Regions from separate parts of the Homo sapiens genome. Here region 2 is linked to region 1. Evidence: chromatin loops called from intact Hi-C (ENCODE). Cell type or tissue: psoas muscle. All regions are shown on one strand.

Region 1 (2,500 bases):
GTAGAGAAGACTGCAGTGGGACAATAATAGAGGCAGTGAAACCACTAGAAAGGCATTATAGTACTTACAGCAACAGATATATGTTCCCTTGGACAAAGTGATAGAAGTGGAGATAGTTTTAAGGTATATATTTACATGCTAACACCAAGATCATTTAATGACTAACAGGGACTCTGGGAGAGAGGGAAGCTTCGAGAATAACTCTCATGTTCTGGTTTGAGAAACAGAGTAGAGGGTGGTGCCATTTACCAACAAAGGGAACACTGGAGAGCAGATTTTAAGGAAAAAATGAAGAGGTCAGCGTTTATTATGTTGGGTGAGAGTATCTTTGTGTTAATCAAGCAGTGGATATCAAGGTACAGGTGGGCATTCAGATCTGGAGCTCAAGACACATATCAAGGCCAAAGGTAGGAATCTGGAAATTATCAATATACAGTTAGAAACCAAGGCCATGGAAATGGATGAGATTTTTCAGAGTCTACAGGGCAAGAAGACTTAAAGATTAAGTCAGGAATCTGGGCAGGTGAAGACCTCTCACATTCCTCTCAGAAACTCATATACCTCTTACACATTATCCTCTGGGCTCACATGGCATGGGAAATGGGTAGTTTCCCAAAGGAAAGGTGAAGTGCTATTCTCAGAGGGGAAAAAGATAACACTGGGTAGGCAAACGTACACTATGTGGACATGCATTCTTCAACATGAACAATCTTAATACCTTCACTCAACATAATCCCCCCTAAAGGGAGATCTTCCTCTTAAAGGGAGATAACCTAAAATAATTTCTAGTTATAAGCCTAAGATTTCTGGGTGATGCTCATTCTTCTCTAGTTCTTAACCCCATCTTGATAATCTGCAACTTACGGATTTCCTGATATATTTAACCATCACCAACACACTCATACACATCAGTGAGGGGACACTACCACTAGAATGGCTCAGCTCCAATGGAGGAGAAATCTGATTGGATTAACTTGCATCATGCTCAAACTTCAGCCAGGAAATGTTAGGGCAGAATACTGTAATGAATAAAGAGGAGAGGGGGAAATAAAATAAGGCAACCTAAAAGATATGGGGTAGAGGCTACAGATCTTACTTCTCCAACAGGTTATGGGGCTATAACTGCTATTTATCTCTTCCTCTTTGACTATACTTTTTTGTTTAATTCAGTCAGGGATTTTTGACTAATAGGGTAACCCAAACCTTCATTCCTGAGATATTTCGAGGATTGGGATTCTCTAAATCTTCTGAATCTTCCCAGGTATCAGCACTCTATACAGTCTCTTTTCTGATTAATACCTTAACTCTCACAAAAGAGACGTTAGTAATGCTACAAATTCAACCAGCATTGTAATTTTGCAATTTGAATAATTAATCTCCAAGTACTAGTGTGGATTTAAGCACCGAGATTCATTTATCCTGGCCACAAAAAGGGCCTGTATTTTATTCTATGCCCACAGGTCAGTTTCTGGGTTTGAGCTGATGCCCTTCACTTTAAGACAGCTACCGGGGCCAGGGGCGGTAGCTCATGCCTGTAATCCCGGCACTTTGGGAGGCTGAGGTGGGCGGATCACTTGAGGTCAGGAGTTCAAAACCACCCTGGCCAACATCTCTACTAAAAATACAAAAATGAGTTCAGCATGATCGCGTGTGCCTGTAATCCCAGCTACTTGGGAGGCTGAGGCAGGAGAACCACTTGAACCCAGGAGGCAGAGGTTGCAGTGAGCTGAGATCGCACCATTGCACTCCAGCCTGGGCGTTGCAGCGAGACTCTGTCTCAAAGTATATATATATATATAAATAAAATTAAAAAAAATAAAATAGCTAATGCAATCAAAGTAACCATTCTAACTCAGTGGTCCTGGCCTGCTTTATCCACTTTATTTTTTTGAGACAGAATCTCACTCTGTCACCTAGGCTGGAGTGCAGTGGCACAATCTCAGCTCACTGCAAACACTGCTTCCCAGGTTCAAGAGATTCTCCTGCCTCAGCCTCCCAAGTAGCTGGGATTACAGGTACCCAACACCATGCTCAGCTAATTTTTTCTTTCTTTTTTTTTGAGATGGAGTCTTGCTCTGTTGCCCAGGCTAGAGTGCAACAGTGCGATCTTGGCTCACCACAACCTCTGCCTCCTGGGTTCAAGTCATTCTCCAGCCTCAGCCTCCCGAGTAGCTGGGATTACATGATTAACCATCATGCCTGGCTAATTTTTGTATTTTTGTAGAGACGGGGTTTCATCATGTGGCCAGGCTGGTCTTGAATTCCTTGACCTAAGGTGCTCCACCCACCTTGGTCTCCCAAAGTGCTGGGATTACAGGTGTGAGCCACTGTGCCCAGTCTATCCACTTTAAATTGTCCTATTGTCAACAATTACCTGGCCCTCCAAATTCTACTCTCAACAGGCACGATTCCAAATGACAAGAAATGATATCATTACTGTTTTGTCACCCTTAACTCGTAGATTTATCCTCCCAGGGACACAGAACAAGAGCTGGTGCCA
Region 2 (2,500 bases), 160 kb before region 1:
CCCAAGCGCTGCATTCCCATCCTCTAAGCCCTCCCCAGCTGGAGCCTGTCACCTGAGGTTTTCCCACCCTCACTGAGCCTCAGTTTCTTCATCTGCACTATGGGTGTAAGCACCCTGGCCTCACTAGATGGTTGGAAGCTGGGCTTTGGGATCCAGGAACAATACCTGGGTATAGCCCCTTCCTGATGGAGAGATTCCTGTCTCATGAGGCACACATGATGCCTGCTGTGTCCCCCCAGGTGGCCAGGGATGGAGGTGGCCACAGACATACACCCTGGGCCACTCTCTGCCACTCTAGGGACCATAGTTCTTTCAAATCCAGAGCATCAGCCCTGCCCTGTGTGGCTCTCAAGGCCTGTTCCCGCTGCGTCTCCCCCAGTTATCAGACCAGGAGGGTTGCTGCAAGGCCAGGCCCATGCTTGGAGTCCTAGGAAGCGGGGAGCCCTGGGGCTCTGTCCCCTGAGTATGCCGAGAGCCTTTCTAAGAACCAGGACTTGGCAGGGGAGCACCCCAGGTGGCACTCCCTTTCCCAGAAGCCTTGGGAACTCCCAGGGTGGTAGCTTCAGAGCCCCAGCCCTTCCTTCACCCAGCCCTGGCAGAGGCCCATGGCCCCCTGCCAGCCTGATGGAGGTGGATGTGGCAGCCACCGCTGTGGTAAGGGTGAGAAGGGTGGGTTCTAAGGGACTCCTCCAAGCTCCTGAACCCTTTTCCTTCCCTTCAAGGAGATGTGAAAGCCCCAGCCTGGTCCCCATCCCACAGCTTAGGGCTTTGGCTCCCATAGTCCCAATCTAGGCAGGGCTGGCAGCAGGTGACTGGATGGTGCTGAGAAGGCAGGCAGAATGGGGGCGTGGGCCCTGGCAAGTGCACTCCTCAGCCAATCAGCGTCCTGCCCGGCTGGTGGATTCGGTTACAAGCCCAAGATCACCCCATACTCCAGCCTCTTTCCTCCTCCTCCCGCAGCTCCATTCATTGGTCCCGCCGCACCGGGCCTGCTGGGCTCCGCTTCCGTTCCACTGCTCAGCTGCCGCCTGGTGGGGCCACCAAGGGCAGGCATCCCAGGGGCTTTGTCTGACTGGACTGGGCCAGTGCAGAATGGGGGTTCAGGCAGGGCTGTTTGGGATGCTGGGCTTCCTGGGGGTGGCCCTGGGGGGCTCCCCTGCCCTCCGCTGGTACAGGACCTCCTGCCACTTGACCAAGGCCGTCCCTGGCAACCCACTGGGGTACCTGAGCTTCCTGGCCAAGGATGCTCAGGGACTGGCCCTGATCCATGCCCGCTGGGATGCGCATAGGAGGCTGCAGTCATGTAGCTGGGAGGATGAGCCGGAGCTCACCGCAGCCTACGGTGCTCTCTGTGCTCATGAGACTGCCTGGGGCTCCTTCATCCACACCCCCGGACCCGAGCTGCAGAGAGCACTGGCCACTCTTCAGAGTCAGTGGGAGGCATGCCGAGCGCTTGAGGAGAGTCCAGCAGGGGCCAGGAAGAAGCGAGCAGCAGGGCAGAGTGGAGTCCCTGGTGGAGGGCACCAGCGAGAGAAGAGAGGATGGACCATGCCTGGCACACTGTGGTGTGGAGTTGGAGATTCTGCTGGGAACTCCTCGGAGCTGGGTGAGCCATGAGGGGTGTGTGGGCTGGGGGGTCCGATCGGGGAAGCAAGGTTTCTTCAGCCCCAGCCCTTACTCTCCTAGGCTGTGTGTCCCTGGGGGAGTGACTTGACCATGGTGAACCTCAATTTCCTTATCTGTAAAGTGGGGGCAATCACGAATCTCATCATGGGGTGCTTAAATGAGGTCACGGTTGGGGAAAGTCTTATTCAAACCTGGGAGTCCTCATTAAATGCCATCCGAGGGACTGGGCAGGCTGGGGGAGGATCCAGGGTCAACTGAGCCAAAAAGCCATTACCCAGGAGGAGGCTTTGTGGGCACGGGGTGCCCAGTGGAATGGATGCTGAGACGAAAGGCCTGGGTTCAAATCCCAACTCAGCACATACAAGCTGAGCAAGTCACTTCCCCTCTCTGGACTTATTTCCTCACCTGTAAAATGAAGGTGATACCTCCCTTTCAGGGCTGGCTGTGAACCTGGATGTGGGAAGTGCCAGGCATGTGGGAAATGCTTAGTAAAGAGTGCTATTTTTTAGATGGTAATAAACATAGATGAATTTCTTGCACTATCAGTACAGATGTCTGTGCGTTTGTGTGCAGGGTTGGGGGAGGGCTTGGCACCTGAGTCAGAGTAGGTTGGCATCCTGGCGACACCTCCTTGTGCCAGTGAGAAAGGTTGCACCCTGCCTGTTTGCCATTCCATCATACACACATTCATAATTTTGGAGTTTTATTTGGGGCGTGGGCTTGGGAACTCTGGAGGCAGACTCCAATTCCCCTGAGGAAGACCTTTCCATGTATTTATGGGTGGGCTACCTGGCATTTAGAGTTGCCCAACAGAGGCTGCAGCTTGGCTTCTCTTTTCCAGCTTTGAAACTCTGAGAGTCCCACAGAAGGGAGA

Evidence for each region. Hi-C counts contacts between places; a loop is a spot of excess contacts. Peaks named below come from ENCODE experiments on the same cell type or tissue, not always from the same donor. Only the 100,000 strongest peaks of a DNase experiment are listed, where the experiment ranks them.
Region 2: a loop joins it to region 1, with 25 times the contacts of the local background. A loop is called at or near these places in 4 of 110 quality-filtered maps.

Annotation. Positions count from the first base shown.
Region 1 is chr22:30,980,499-30,982,998 of GRCh38, reverse strand. No RefSeq gene overlaps it. Among named protein-coding and RNA genes, the nearest start is that of TUG1, 12 kb to the right of the region's middle. In psoas muscle, no CTCF peak of the experiment used is centred here; no DNase peak of the experiment used is centred here.
Region 2 is chr22:31,138,947-31,141,446 of GRCh38, reverse strand. PLA2G3 (phospholipase A2 group III) reads left to right here and starts at 939. Exons shown (of 7, transcript NM_015715.5): 1 at 939-1,606. The coding sequence starts at 1,093. RefSeq lists enhancers at 317-876, 877-1,435. In psoas muscle, no CTCF peak of the experiment used is centred here; no DNase peak of the experiment used is centred here; H3K27me3 peaks cover 419 bases.